3 separate regions of the Homo sapiens genome follow, and all the other regions are linked to region 2. A link is a loop called in an ENCODE intact Hi-C map of the cell type or tissue named here. Cell type or tissue: heart left ventricle. All regions are shown on one strand. Each heading gives the region's core, and the rest is flanking DNA. Links, peaks and the distances in the headings are about the cores only.

Region 1 (5,237 bases), core at 1,669-4,168, 230 kb before region 2:
TTCCAGGTACCAGTTGTACAGTAATTTTGTTATCAACTGTACTTATTTTAAAACTAATAAAGGGAAATGTATAGGAAAGTGTTTTCTAAGATATTTGGGCATTTCACAAATGAAAACTGAAATGACTAATTTTTAATTAGTTGGGCTGAATTTCATTAAGAACGTTCGCAAAAAAATAAAAATGATGGTGAAAACAGAAAATATTAAATAACATTTTTAAAAAGAACATTTTCAAAGCCTGATAAATAGCACAAAATGTATGCATCTTGTTTCATTGCTGCTGCTTTAAGAAAGTGCTGGTTGACTCAACGGGTTTCTGAGGAAGGGTGTGTGCATTGTGTGGCCTTTTATAATTTGGACAAATTGTTAAGCATTGGTGTTGGTGAATGATGTGAACTCATTTGAGTGAACAAGCCAAGACATCTGGTTATGCAATATCAAGTGATACAGTCCTTTTTGAATGATGGCAGTTTTCCTGTTGCTTTCTTCTCTATTTAGACAACAGTACTAATCCCAGCACTGACATATAGACTGGAAAATCTGTTACTTCATCAACAATGATTTAGGAAGCACTTCTCCCAGACCGAGTGATGGGACAGCTGCCAAGCTACAGAAACTCTATTTAGCTCTGGGAGGTGACTTGTAATGTAGACAGTAAAACTGACATAAGGATGCCCACCTAACAAAGACCCTGGCTGTAAGCATAGACAGGCAGAACCAAAAGGAACTCTGAAGATTGTCTGGTGGAAGATTTTCCACCGTGTGGCTCTCAGACCAGCTGCACCATTGCCATGAGGGTCAGGGGGTATTTATTTAAAATGCAACTTCAAGCTGGGTGCGTTGGTATACATTTGTAGTCCCAGCTTCTTAGGATGCCTGAGGCAGGAGGATTGCTTGAGCCCAGGAGTTTGAGGCCAGCCTGGGCAACATAATGAGTACCCTGTCTCTTTAAAAAAAAAAAAAGTGCCTTCCATATGACAAGTAAAACCAGGCATGATCCTGATTTGGATTGTGGATCGGGGAAGATAAATAAAGGACATCTTTGGAACAATTTGCAAAATTTTAGTATGGACTGGATATTAGATAAGTGCTTATCAGTTAAATTTCTTCAGTGTGATAATTGTACTGTGGTTATGAAATGCCCTTATTAGGGGGAGATACATGCTAAAATATTTCGAGATAAAGGGGCATGATCTCTGCAGCAAGTGGTTCAGAGAAAAGCCTGGTGTGTCTGTGTGTGTATACAGATGAGAGACATGGGAAATAAAGTGTATGTGGGCCGGGCACGATGGCTCACGCCTGTAATCCCAGCACTTTGGGAGGCCAAGGCAGGCAAATCACCTGAGGTCAGGAGTTCAAGACCAGCCTAGGCCAACATGGTGAAACACTGTCTCTACTAAAAATACAAAAATTAGTTGGGCGTGGTGGCACAGGCCTGTAGCCCCAGCTACTCGGGAGGCTGAGGCACAAGAATTGCTTCAGCCCAGGAGACGGAGGTTGCAGTGAGCTGAGATTGCGCCACTGCACTCCAGCCTGGGCAAGAGTGAGACTCCATCTCAAAAAAAAAAAAAAAGATGCGTATGTACCAAAATGTTAACAATTGAATCCAGGGCAAAAGGGTTACACAGGAGTTTGTTTTTCTTGCAACTTTTCTATAAGTCCAGAAAATTATTTTTTGTTTTACAATGCAGTTTCCTGGGCCCTTACTGAACCAAAATCTCTGTGGATGGTAACCAAGAATCTGCATTTTTAACAAGTCCCCAGATGATTCTTGTGTACGCTAGTTTTAAGTCACTGGTTAAAAAGAAAGTCTCATTTCAGTCACTATTTTTTTAATATCTTGATCAGTGAGCAGACATTCTTAGTTTGAGCTCATCTTAGTGCTTAATAAATGATAAATAAATCCCCACCCAAGTGTTTGTAAATTTTTTTTTTTTTTTGGATGAGGTCTCGCTCTGTTGCCCAGGCTGCAGAGCAGTGGTGCGGTCATAGCTCCCTGCAGCCTTGACCTCCTGGGCTCAAGCGATTCTCCCACCTCAGCCTCCCAAATACCTAGGACTACAGACAGGTGCCACCACATGCAGCTAATTTTTTTTTTTTTTTGTAGATATGATGGTCTCACTAGTAAATTTTATCTTTAGAAGGGAATACCCCACTTACTTCAGAGGAGTTTAAGGAACAGTTAGGCCTGGCTTTAAAACAGACTGGAATGAGAAGCTGTCCTCTTTGAGGTACCAACAGCAGTAGGAAAGCATGGTTTCTGTCTTCCTAAAGGCGTGAGCAATGCGAGTGATTGTTGCTTGTTGGGGCCATGGTTGGCCCCACAAAGAACTCGATACCACATAATGCAACCCAGCATCTGTGTGTCTACAGTGACGAGAGAGAACAACGCTGGTACTATATTAGCTGCTAAATGAATGAAGCATGTGTCTGCAATACGTTAAATATTGGCATTTGACGAGAAGTGCACTTAATTTGATGAATCATTGTCTAGGGTGGCTGATAGTACATGTACTTTTCCATGCTAGAAATGCCCTTCTCTAGATCGGTCATCTGTTGGAGCTCAGAAATAGCTAAAAGGAAAAAAAAAAAGTAGAGGGAAGAAGGCGCTTTCCTGAGTTCATAGGGAAGAATTGGGAAAAGGGGACTGCGCCACGGAGAAGGGCTTCTATACTGCAAAAAGGATTTTTGAAATAAGCTGAACTGGAAGTGATAAGCAAGAAAGAGCAGAGCTGTCCCTGTTTCCCTTGAATGCCAGCGTAGGAGGTGGCATGTCTTCCTCTGATCGCCACTAGGTGGTGGCATTGGGCTAGGCCAGCTTGATGTAGGTTGATTACTGTAGTGAGCCACCCATGATTCATTTATACAGGTTACTTACAAATTGGGTATTTATAAATCAAGACTGTTTTCTTATTCTCCTCCTTTTTTTCAACGGAACTCATATTCTTCAATTAGAGGCCTAAGTCCCTTACTTTAAAAAATAAGAATATGGAATACTTTGCCATTTATTTATTTGAGATAAGAGTCTCACTCTGTCGCTCAGGCTGGAGTGCAATGGCGCGATCTTGGCTCATTGCAATCTCTGCTTCCCGGGTTCGAGCGATTTTCCTGACTCAGCCTCCCAAGTAGCTGAGATAACAGGCGTGCCCCACCACACCCAGCTAATTTTTGTATTTTTAGTAGAGACGGGGTTTCACCATGTTGGCCAGGCTGGTATCACACTCCTGACCTCAGGTGATCTGCCCACCTGGGCCTCCCAAAGTGCTGGGAATACAGGCGTGAGCCACTGCGCCGGCCTCTTTATTTAAAATTATAATAGTGGAGTTGGGTTTGCTCTGTCATTTGCATGTGTTCCTCTCCCTTCTTTGTGTCTATGGTTCATTGGCTTGCGAAAGAACAGTTTCCCAGATCCGAATGTAGACAGACCCTTTGGAAATAAAGCGGCGGCATTACCCTTTCGTTGTCTCAGGCTTCAGGGCAGCCAGGGAGGAGCCCTAGTAGCAGCCCTGTTACCCAACCCTGACTCCCAGGGCTCTGGTGTCTCATGGGCCCAGGGTGTGGCAATTTGTGCCAGCATGCTACTGCTTCTGGTTCCCCTGAGTTTGTAGAGCAGCTCAAAGATGTATCACATATCTATCACAACTATCTTTTAACTCTAGCAAGCTGTCTTTATTAAAGTGGATACATAAAACTTTAAGAAATGGAACATTCATATATCTGTAAGTCGTTTGAAATCAGGATTGCCCTACAAAATCTGGAATCTGTAGACAGCACCCAATGGCATTAGAAGTTTAACGTTAATAAAATGCCTTTCATTGAGTGCCTGGTATGTGTCCCACATGTGCTAGGCACTTTCCATGTGCAACTCTAACTCTCATGGTCTTTATTGTGCCCCTACTGTTTACAAAGTGAGGTGTTGCCTCTTGCTGTATTTTCCAAGTATAATCTTTGATTAAAAACTGTATTCACAGCCGGGCGCGGTGGCTCACGCCTGTAATCCCAGCACTTTGGGAGGCCGAGGTGGGCGGATCACGAGGTCAGGAGATCGAGACCATCCTGGCTAACATGGTGAAACCCTGTCTCTACTAAAAATACAAAAAATTAGCCGGGCGTGGTGGCGGGCGCCTGTAGTCCCACCTGCTCAGGAGGCTGAGGCAGGAGAATGGCGTGAACCCGGGAGGAGGAGCTTGCAGTGAGCCGAGATCACGCCACTGTACTCCAGCCTGGGGGACAGAGCAAGACTCTGTCTCAAAAAAACAAACAAACAAACAAAAAAAAAAACTGTATCCACAATAGAGCTTCGTTTGCTATTGTTTAAAACATTCTAAAGCTATAATGGATTTTTAAACTCATGCAAAGAACAAGCTTGGCTTCCATATTATAAAATGCATCAGCAGCAGCTGTAATCATTTGTGTCAGAGAGGCCAGCATGTTCCTGGTTGGGTTGTGGCTTTGTTTAGAATTAAGAGGCTTATAAAGGAAGCCATAGAAACCCTGAGTTCCCCAATTGCTGTAGTACAGGAAACAGGGCAGTTAGTCAGCATCCATTGTCCCGACCAGATTGTTTAAGATGTAATTTCAAGACAATCTGAAAATACCACATGGCTCAATTATTGGGTTATTCAACATCAGGCTCATTCTTACCAAGGTTTGCTTTAGGAACCATTGTAGGAAGATTTCTGCAGCTTTCATAAAATACCTATTTATGACATTGTCATTAGGTTTCAAGCCCTTTATGTAACAATCAGAGATGGGTGTGAGAAAGGGAAGTCTGTCTCTCCTGGGTTGCTGGTGGGCTTTATTTTGTCAGCTAGCTGTGTGACTGTGCTGGACAGCATCATTGCTAACCACGGTGAAATGAATAAGTCCCAGCGGCACCCACGCCAGCACGAGCAGGAGCTGCTCAGGTGAAGTCTGGAAATCAGTGTCCACCATTGGAGCATCAGCCCATGTGACTTTCATTTGGAGGCACCTGTTTCAAATCTTAGTTTTTTTCTGCCTGGGGTCATTGTGTGACTATCTCTGCTTTAGCTGTTCCACAGAACAACTGCCCACCTCTTATCACACACAGTGAATTCATCCACATAGTGCATGGCTTAGATTCCGCAGAGCCTGTATTCTAAGGCCATCCATCCAAAACACACCCTGAGGTTCCCTGGAAACCCACTCCTTTAGTCCTCGTCTTCCTGGCTGTTACTTTGAGGGCTCCCAAAGGGAATGTGATCCTGCGCCACACC
Region 2 (5,237 bases), core at 1,627-4,126:
GAGATGGGCTTCCAGGAAAGGATGTTTTGGTCAAATGTTTGGGAAATGTCACATCTTTCATTCCCCTTCTTGGATTTTACAGTGTCCACTGAGGTATAAAAGTACTGAGAAATCCTGCAAGAAAGACATGTTTTATTTTTTTAAATGTATTGTTTCCCCAAATTATTTGCGAATTGCTCCCCTCTCACGCCCCTGATTAAAAAAAAAAAAAAAAAAACTAGTCTTGAGCTGGCACGGTGGTGTACATCTGTAGTGCCAGCTATTTGGGGGAGCTAAGGCGAGAGGATCACTTGAGCCCAGGAATTCAAGGCTGCAGTGAGCTATTATCATGAATACCACTGCACTTCAGCCCAGACGACACAGTGGGAACTCATCTATTTAAAAAGACAAACACTAGCCTCAGCCCCTTCATATCTTTTTTAAAAAAACGCTAGCCTCAACCCCTACCATTTTTTGGTAGTGGTGAACTCATTAACACGAATAGATACATGGTTTCTAGAACCTGCTTTGTAAAGCACTGTGCTAGGTGATGTGCTAGGCCCATTGCCTGCAGGAAGGAGCACAGGTACGTTTCTATGGCTGGCGTCTTGCTGTTTCTCAGGACGGCCAACCAGGGCCTGTGCCGCCTGCCAGCTCACCCATGCCTGGTAACATGGAAGGTGTGGTTTACAGCTCAGCCTGGATCAAGCACATTCTTCCTAAGCCACTGTGGGTGGCTCTCTCTCTGGCCATTCACAGCCTTGTACCACCTGGTTCCAACTTCTCTATTTATTTCTCACCACTCCCATCACGCTCCATATGTTCAACTCACAGGGAATTGCATAATTGTTGCCCCATAATTTCTTCCCACCATTCTTTGCCCGTGTTTGTCTGCCTGGAATTCCTTTGCTTCCTATCAGTATATTAAAGTATCTCTCAAAGACCAACTCAGAGTTGGCCACAGTGGCTCATGCGTGTAATCCCAGCACGTTGGGAAGCCAAGGCAAGAGGATCACTTGAGCCCAAGAATTCAAGACCGGTCTGGGCAACATAGTGAGACCCCATCTCTATTTTTAAATAATCCTGGGTTCAAGTGATTCTCTTGCCTCAGCCTCCCAAGTATCTGGGGTTATAGGTGTATGCCACCACGCCCGGCTAATTTTTACATTTTTAATAGAGACAAAGTTTCACCATGTTGGCCACGCTGGTCTCAAACTCCTGACCTCAAGTGATCTGCTCGCCTCAGCCTCCCAAAGTGCTGGGTTTACAGGTGTGAGCCACCGTGCCCGGCCAGGGTTCTTGAATCTTGTTATTCACTGATTGTTTTTTGTTAAGGGGTTTTCAGGTGTGAGTAACTGAAAAGTTGTAGAGACAGGTAATTGATAGGTGATCAGTGCTTGAAGGAGAGAAAAATTTTAGAAAAGCAAAGCAGCTGAGCACTGCCTGTGCCCTCTCCGCATAGCCTGTAGTGTGTTCTCACTGTGCGTTTTCTGCTTAGAGTGAACATGAGGCGATTGTTGAAATCAGATCTACTGAAACTCATCTAGGCATTGTTATCGCAACATCATTGGCAACCACGGGTCCTTTGGACCTTGCCAATCTTAGAGGTCTTGTGTTCTATCAAGGGTTGGGAATAAATTGACCGGGAAGAGAACGTCCTGAGAAGTGGCCTGATTGGCATGTGAATACCGTGAAGGGTATTTGAGAGGATGGTGTTGCAGCATTTATCTTATTTCAAGCACTGCAAGGTCAGCCAGCTGCAAAGGATGGATCTCTGTGTTCTCAATGAGGACGCTGTTGGCATTTGGGGAGGGAGAGTTCTTCATTGTTTGGGACTGTCCCTGGAATTGCAGGATGATTAGCTTCCCTTTTCTCTCTTACTATGACAAGCAAACATGCACACAGTCATTTCCCATTGTCCTCCAAGGGATATGAGTGTACCAGTTGAGAACCAGCTGGGTTAACACTAAAATACTCCTTGACAGTTGAGAATGTGAATAAATTGCCAGAGGAGACCAAGGAAGTTTCCAAAATCTTTTTCCAGGTCTGTGGCTAAGGTTCCCACCTCTCTCTCTGATGAATCTGATTTGGTTGTGTTTAAAGCCAGAGGAAAACATAGAGGGTCCAGTTCTAGGTCAGCCTTTCTCTATTGTTGAACAGCCAATGAATGGAACCTCATTCTGGGCCTGTCTATGTGATCAAAACACCTGGAACAGTTAGACTCTGGGCAAATCATCTAAACTCTGTGGGTTTCTGTAGCCCCTAAAGGAGAAATATGCAGAGATTGCAGCAGGGAGATGCTAAAGCCCTGGTCAGCTCCCAGATCCTGCTACTGAGGTATTTTCTCCAGATTCCTTTTCCTGCAGCATGTCCTTCCGGGGGCTGCAGAGTCTGCTTGCTGACAGGCGTCTTTGAAGGAGAAAGGAAAGGCTGCTTGAATACAGAACAGGCAGGGAGGGCATCTCAGGTCCATGAAAATGGAACGAACAGAACTGCTGAGATTCTCTGTGCCAGAGAGCAGGCCACTGCTTACTAAGCAAAGTATCCTGAGAAGGAGGGGAAGAAATAATTAAAAGAGTAACAGTGGCAAGACTGTAGTGACTTAAATGTCAGGAGGGCCTAATTTGCCCCTTAGGAGATTGAGCCTTGAGAAGCCCCTGACTTCTGCTGATGTCTAGGACCACTGCCCTCTGCAGGCCAGAAGTGGAAAGGCAGGCTGCTACCTAGCCGGCTAGGGCTGCACCTCAGTCCGTTTGTGAGTACAGGGTCTGTGTTCTCTTCTTAAAATGGACAACTTCCTTCAAAATTAGCGGGGTGTGGTGGCACGTGCCTGTAATCCCAGCTACCCAGGAGACTGAGGCAGGAGAATCGCTTGAACCCAGGAGGTAGAGGTTGCCAAGATACTGCCATTGCACTCCAGCCTGGGTGACAGAGTGAGACTCTGTAAAAAAAAAAAAAAAAAAAAAAAAAAAAAAAAGACAACCTTCAACCTCCTTCCTTCTCTTCTTTCTCTTTCTTCCTTCCCTTCCCTTCTTTTTCTTTCTTCTCTCTTTCCCTACCTGCCTTCCTTCCCTCCCTCCCCTCATCCCTTCTTCTCAAACTCTCTCCCTCCCTCCTGTTTTATCAGGATGATAAGCGCTCTGGATGGTTTTGTTTGTTTTGGTATTTTGTTTTGGATTGCATTTTAGAAGATTATTTTTATTGCATAAACCAGAGAGAAAGAAAAAACCTTCACCCACGGCCCTGCTGCTTCACTTAGCATCCCTGTCCAGTCCTTGTCTGTGTGCAGATGTAACTGTTCCACATGGTCATTGTCATTTTCAGCAATGACAAAAATTGTTTCTGAAGAGAGAAGTTGCCTCCCACTCTCCCCATCTCTCTGACACCTTCCGCCTCTTCCCTTGGGAAGATGAATACAGCTTGTCTCTGGTACTCCGGACGACCCCCTTCAAGGCCGGTGTTGTCACCTTCTAAGGGCAGCTTCCCAGCCCCTTCACAGGGAGCCGCCTCTGGAGAGGGCAAGAACCGGCACTGGGTGCCAGCCCCCAGCCTTTGTCAGAGGGGGAAACGTGATCGTCCTGGGAAACATCCACCCCCTAGCCAGGGTCTATAGCCTTTCCATTCTTAGTCCCCCAGCCCCTCGGGTGGATGCCAGGAACAGACAAAGCGAATGAGGACCATTGAAATTAAAAGGTCATCAAATAATCAAGTTTGGTGTTTTATTTCTAGCCTCAATATCATCCTAATATCCATCCCAGCCAGCCCCGGTGGCATCCTCACTCTCCAAATGTCAGGTAAGTGCTGGTGCTTCCAGAGCTGCACCTTCGAAAGCTTTCCTTTCTCTAGAAAAGTTCAGATTCTGCTTAGTTAGGAGTAGAAAGTCTGCATCAGAAATAACCCTTAAGGGATGCATTGTCATGGCCGAGATGAATAAATTTTCAAAGCAAAGGTAGCCAGTGATGTGTGTGGATGTATCAAAGGTATGCTTTGTGAAATAAAAAATGAATTGATTTTTTAAAATCATTCTGATCTCATATATTCTTGGTTTTTAGTTTTGTGTTCAAGATGTTACTGAAAATTTCTAAGTAACATTTTTCTGTCCTGAGAATTTGTTTACTTTAAATGTGATGAAAGCTTGGGGATTTTGTTGTCATGGGGTTTTTTTTTTTTTAAGGATTTTTTTTTTTTTTTTTTTTTTTGCGGGGGTGGGCTGGGGGAATGAGTTTGCTTTTTGTGGCAATAGATATTTTTTCCCTAAACTGAGGGGTCAATAAACTTTTTCTGTAAAGGATCAGACAGTCAATATATTCTGCTTTGTGGTCGCTGTCACAACTCCTTAACTCTGCCATTGTACTTTGAAAACAGCCCTAGACAATCCATAAATGAGAGGCTATGGCTGTGCTTCAATGAAACTGATTTAGAAAAACAGTGGGATTGGGCCGAGGGCTGCCATTTACCAACCTTGGCCCCAACCTACCATAATCCTTTCTAAGCCAACTGGCATCTGCTGGACTGTGTTTATAGTTAGGCTTGACAGGTTTTTTGTTTTTTTTTTTTTTTTTTTAAGGCTAGCTTTGTGAAAGCAAATGTTCCTTTTAAGATTTGAATTTTAGATCAGTCTTAATTGGTGTTTATGTGTGAAGCTATTTCAGAAACATAGTTGGCAAGTTCAGTTTGCATAAAGGTGAGGTTGCTAGCCTTTCTCTGAGAAAGTATGGAGAATAAAATGCTGGAAATAAACCCACTTAGAGCAAGGCCAAAAAAAAGTTTGTTGGGGAATTTTGTAACCCCAAAGCGTGATTGTTTATAAACACTTGGTAGTCACTTAACTTTTTAAAGCAGATTAGGTTAGTGGAGTAATAATTCTAAATCTTACTGTATTTCAAAGGTGCTTTATTCTTCAGACGTAAGAAACAGAAGAGATTTCTAGAAACGCTATTTTAATTAACATTGTTTTTACAAAAGTTTGTGCTTATCATTGCCTGTTTTATCATGTTAGTTTCCTTCTGAGGCATGGCCTAGAAGCAGGCCTTCTGAGGAAAGCCGTAAACAGTGCCTCTCTGGGGTGGGCCTGCTGTTGGCAGCTTTAGTGTCATCTGGAAGCTTGTTTAATGCAAATTCTCAGCCCCACCCCAGACCTACTGGATCAGAATCTATGGGGTGGGGCCCAACATTTTGTGTATTTTCAAGCTCTACAAAGATACCCCATGAAAACAGAGTTTGTTAGTCCAACACTTTTGGCAAATGCTGCCTGAGGC
Region 3 (5,237 bases), core at 1,780-4,279, 72 kb before region 2:
CTGCCTTGCACCGGCAGAGCCCTTTGCTGGGGCGCTGGGAGTCGACCCCGGGGTGCCCGGGGGGCCAGGCGCGCCTGACTTTCTCCCTTGGGCACCGTGCGTGGGGTCGGCGGGGCACCTCAGGGCGGCGGCGCCTGGGCCTGCGTCCCGGGCACCCGCCCACAGGTGGTTGCACCCCCGCCCCGCGCCAGCTGAGAGCTGGGCCGGCGCTGCGGTCCGCTGCAGGGCGTCCAGTTACCAGTGAGTCTTCCTGGCTGAAGGGGCCAGATCAGATCAAATCAAACCACACATTAATCGGGCGCCCACTGTGCACCCGGCGCTGCGGCAGACGGTGCCTTCGGGAATTTCTGGGTGTGACTGAGGACACAGCGGTAATTGAGCTTTAGATGAATGTTACAGATCATCTCGAGGATGTCAAGGGAAGAAATAACATACCCGGACTTCCAAGGAAGTATATAGGCCTTCCCGGGTGGGAGAAATGTTTGGACTTCATGAGAGAACTAGGAACATGTGAAAAGGGTCTCAGATGGGAAAATCAGAGCCTGCCTGGCTTGGAGTTTAACGCTTCCCGGTGTAGGCTGAATTTCGAGACAGTTTCAATTTATGGCAATTTTATTTTTGTGGTTCTTTGTGCTCTCCATAAGATATCATTTTGCTATGAAAATACCCTTTTGGGGCCTTTTTATTGATGGAAAAGGAGCCAACATTCGGGTGCTTAGAGCTGTTGCCTTTAAAATAGCATAAAAATGTTACTGTTCCCCAACAATGAGGCTCTCCAGCTTTTTATTCAGCTGGGAGAGGAGGCCTGAGGAGCCGGGGAGGAGGAGAGGGGAGCAGGCTGCCTCTGGAGTGGGCAGCTTGTGTTAGGAGAGGATGTGGCGTAGTTTGCATCTCGGATCTGGGAAAGGAATGCTATCCTTGGGAAGTTTGACAGTGCTCCTTGCCGGTGGTTTTCTCATCTGTTCCCTGGGGATGATTCGTTTATAAAATGTATTGCTTGTCAGCTCCATGAGACAGGCTTAAGTGGTGTGCATGGTGAATAGACCCAAACAGGTACACAAACGAACAGGTTGGGACAGGAAGGCTGACTGATTCCAGCCAGTGTAGCCCTCACTGGAGCCTGGTGGGGGAAGGGGATATTTGCATCCTAAAAGGTTTCTTCACTTTATAAAAGGCTGCTTGACAAAAGAATTCCCCTGTCCCAGGTATTCCCAGGACGGCAAATTTCTTGATTCCTCTATGATGTGACTTAGTGAAGCCCACATTGTATTTATGCGCGTGCACACACACACACACACACACACACACACACGTATATGCCCCCTGTCCACAGGCAGATAAAAAGCAAATGCTGGCTTGTGTCACGTGAGCTCTCAGGGAGGAAAGATGAAGAAAAATCGCCAGTGGGCACAGCTCATCGATTTAAAGATTTATTAGATATTAGGACTGCATCACAGTCTCCTACACTAATCTTCCCAGATCTGAGTGTGTGCTCCTGTAATTAATTCTGAGTTACGAGGTTAACGCCAGGCGGCCAGCTCCCCAATGCATTTGTAGCATTTGCTGCTCCTCAGACCCACTTCACTGGGCTCACTCTTTATGCTGTCCTTTTTGACATTTGGCCCTGCTTGTCATTATTCTCTTTTGTGTTCCTGGATTTTTACCGCTTCCTGGGCCCTGGTGTTGCCTTGCTGCTTGTCGCAAGATAGGATTTACCTTTGACCGTGATACCCCAAGCTGGCTTCTCAGGCACCCAGGGACATTGCCAGGCTAAATGTCTCCTTTGTAATAAAAACCCTCAGGCGGCGTTAGCCTTGAGAATTCCTTTGCTCAACCTCCTAAAAGTTGGCTATGTGCTGTCATAAACCTTTTTATTAGCCCTAGTTAGGATGCTTGTGTTCTGAAATTGTCTGGAACACAATAACACCCTCAGTGTGACCGTGCTGTGGCACCTCAGTCCAGTCCAGACCACAGTTATTGGGCGTCTCCAATGTGCCAAGCTGTGTGCTGCAGACACAAAGGTGAATGAGATGTGGCCTGGAGGCTCTTGGGAAACGCAGGTGAAAACACGTTTCTTTTATTCTGGGTGATGCTAAGTGATATGACTGGCACACCCAGACAGGGTGCTGTGGCCGGATGGGATGGGGGAATCGGAAGGACTTCCAGGAGACTTTGACACTTGAGATTATGGGGTCTCAGATCCAGTGTCCCTTGGCAAAGCCACAGGCCAGTTGTTGTATATAATAAAGAGAAAAGTAGCTGCAATTGTTTCTTCTGACAGGGCTTGGAGCCCCCTTCTCTGGTGATAGGTTGAGTCACCTAGCATCCCTGAGTGTTCTTTTTTTTGTTTTGTTTTTTGGATATGGGGTCTCATCTGTCACCCAGGCTGGAGTGCAGTAGTACGACCACAGCTCACTACGGTCTTAATCTCCTAGCCGCAAGCAATCCTCCCACCTCAGCCTCTCTAGTAGCTGGGACTGCGGTTGTGCACCACTACACCCGGCTAATTAAAAAAATTATTTTTATAGACATGGGGTCTCACTGTATTGCCCTGGCTGGTCTCAAACGTGTAGGCTCAAGCGATCCTCCTGCCTCAGCCCCTAACAGTGTTGGGATTACAGGCATGAGCCACTGCGCTTGGCCCCTGGGTGTTCTTAGTCTTTGCTATGGATAGTCAGCAGCTTTCCAGTCTTTGATAAAATAAAATGTGAATAAAAGGATCTTTTTAAAAAAATCTATAACATGCAGTCTAAAGTGGACTTGCTGTACAAACCCAACTTCCAGATGAGCCCTTGCTCGCCCTACCAACCAGAGTGCCAGCCTGAGCCAGTCCTCTTCAGAAACCCTGGCCCTGCCTTCGACAGCACCTCCCTCTCCTTAGCCTAGCTCAGCCCTGCCCAACCCTCAGGTGTGGTCTGGTCAGAGCAGGGCAGGACTCCCTCCCTCGGCCTGCCCTAGACGCTTTCCTTCTATTAATGCAGCTGAAGATCCCATTAGTGTGCTTGGCAGCGGCACCCACTGTTGACTCATATTAGCTCTCTGTTGACTAAATCCCTGGCATCGCTTTTGCTCGTGTGGCTGTTGCTCAGCCCCGCCTCCCGTTGCCCTGTGTGCTCAGTGTGGAAAGCTGTTAGGATGTGCGGTCGGCCAGTTAGCACTCCCGCCATGCTTTGGAGGGAACGGCCCATGGGCCATTGTTGCATTTGGTGCACTTGCCTCCCCTGCATCTGGAACTCAACATTGACTCATTGTGGTCCAGTGTAAACATGGAGGATTTCAGAATTCGAAGATCTACCTTTGCATATTGCACCCTGGCTCTGCAGCTTTGGGCAATTGCAGCTCTCTGAGCCATTGACTTCCTGATCTTTCAAATGGGGATGTTGGGAGGATTTGGTGACGGGAAGGCCTCATGGTGCAACAGAGTGCTGAAAGGTTGCTAGTAGGTTGTAATCTTAGAAACCTCTCCTTCCTCTACTTTGAACTTTGGAAAGATTTGAAGAAGTTTCTAGTAATAGACATTAAAAAAAAAAATGCTGTGCCAGGCAGGCTAACCATTGCTTGGCTCTTCTTTAGTGGAAATTGGAAGTTGGATGTAGTATGAGAAATGCTTTTTAAAAGTTTCACTTTGGATGTGAAAAGTGATGTTTTTTTCAGCAAAAACAGGAGAATCCAGGTTTTTAGAATTTTAGGACTGAAACCTCTGATCTCACATAACATACATGATACAACATAAAGGTCATATGGCTTATTTTGGAGTTGAAGGGGACCCTGGACAGCACCTCCCCGGCCCATTGGAGAAACTGGGAAGCTGTGGTCTGTGGCTATAAAGTGACTTCCCTTCAGTCAGTCAGTGAAAGAGTTGGAACCGGCTGCTTTGGGAACCCTGATTGTCAGCGTCTGAAGGTGTCAAGCGTAGGGTCAGCAGTGGGAGGGAAGACTAACCCCACGTCCTAACACAGGATCATGGAAGAGGGATGGGGTACATTCCTGGCAGTTGGAAATAGAACAGATTTTCCCAAACAGTGGAAAAAATGATCCCAACTTCAGTGTTCACAAAGTTCATCTGGGATTTTTTTTCTTCCATTAAAATTCCCAGAGCACACCCCGAGAATTTCTTGATTCAGTATATCAGGAAGCTCAACTTTTAACAAGTTACTCCAGGTGATTCTGATGCAGGTGGTCTCTTCACAGCCAGTGAAAAACCCTGGCCCTAGAACTGTGAGAACAGAGGCAGCTACACCATGCATTATAAACTGCTGTAGCAATGGGGCGAGCAATACCATTGCTGTAGCAATGGTAGGGGGGTTGGCAGTCTTTGAGCTGGGGTTTGACCTGTACTTTAGGGAGCCCATTTTTGTCACAGTGGAGTGGAGGGCTAGGGGAGGGACTGGAGACCAGTCATGCCATTGCATTTGTCAGGTAAGGGGTGATGAGGGCCTGGCTAGGAGAAGGGGGCAACGGTAGAGCAGCTCACAGGTGGAGTTGGGTGAGTGTGTTGGGGAGGGTGAAGGTTTGAGATAGAGCTGTCTTCACTCTTGGTTGGGAAGAATTAAGGGACCCGCAGGAGGTTGAAGACAGCTTCTCATTTCTACCCTTTCCCAAGGCTCTGGCTGCCATGGGCACACTGGCTTATCCCAGGGCTCTGGGTGGCTTGCTTTTTTTGCCCCTGTAGGGTAGGTATTGGCTAAAGGTGGCCTTCCACTACTTGCCCCACCCACATCCCCTCTCAGACCTGGAATGAGGCCTTGGATATCTAGTGGGTCATGAGTTTGTGTTATTTTTGGATATGCCTTCTTTGTTTTAAAAGAAAGGCTGAGGTGGGGGGGGGTGAGAGAGGGGTAATGAACACCCTTCCCAAAGGGGGTGTCGTGATACAAGCAAGAGCACTAACTCCCCTTCTATACTTGCTGGATTTGTCAGTGTTAATAAGGGGCGGGGGTTGGCCTGCAGGGGGAAGGGGCCGCAGCCTAGCCTCTCCAGTGCCGGTAACATGACCCTACACTGGTACAGGGCTCTGAACAAATATTAACTTGCTAAGCACTTTCACGTGCATAATCTCATTGAATTCTGTTCCTAGTACCCTGCAGTGGATGAAGGCACAGGTCTGTTTCGTTTTGAAATAGCAGAAGGTCGATGGGGGTGGGGCCTTCCCTTAAATTCTTGCGTGGGGACTTAGAAAAAAATCCAGCCTGGCAACCACAGAAATCCTCCGCCTACCATTTGTCCTCAAAACACGT

The links. Peaks named below come from ENCODE experiments on the same cell type or tissue, not always from the same donor. Only the 100,000 strongest peaks of a DNase experiment are listed, where the experiment ranks them.
Region 1: it touches region 2 in a loop (4-fold over the local background); 26 of 110 quality-filtered maps call a loop at or near these places.
Region 3: a loop joins it to region 2, with 3 times the contacts of the local background. A loop is called at or near these places in 90 of 110 quality-filtered maps.

What each region holds. Positions count from the first base shown.
Region 1 is chr9:109,467,398-109,472,634 of GRCh38, reverse strand. The region is part of intron 1 of PTPN3 (protein tyrosine phosphatase non-receptor type 3); the gene reads left to right. Among named protein-coding and RNA genes, the nearest start is that of PTPN3, 28 kb to the left of the region's middle. In heart left ventricle, for the core only: a CTCF peak has its summit at 2,788 (motif pointing right); a DNase peak (open chromatin) is centred at 2,795; H3K27ac peaks cover 560 bases.
Region 2 is chr9:109,242,154-109,247,390 of GRCh38, reverse strand. It overlaps EPB41L4B (erythrocyte membrane protein band 4.1 like 4B), which reads left to right. Exons shown (of 26, transcript NM_019114.5): 15 at 3,709-3,773. Among named protein-coding and RNA genes, the nearest start is that of EPB41L4B, 76 kb to the left of the region's middle. In heart left ventricle, for the core only: a CTCF peak has its summit at 2,681 (motif pointing left); a DNase peak (open chromatin) is centred at 2,710; H3K27me3 peaks cover 357 bases.
Region 3 is chr9:109,314,226-109,319,462 of GRCh38, reverse strand. The region is part of intron 1 of EPB41L4B (erythrocyte membrane protein band 4.1 like 4B); the gene reads left to right. Among named protein-coding and RNA genes, the nearest start is that of EPB41L4B, 4.2 kb to the left of the region's middle. In heart left ventricle, for the core only: no CTCF peak of the experiment used is centred there; a DNase peak (open chromatin) is centred at 3,025; H3K27ac peaks cover 307 bases; H3K27me3 peaks cover 634 bases.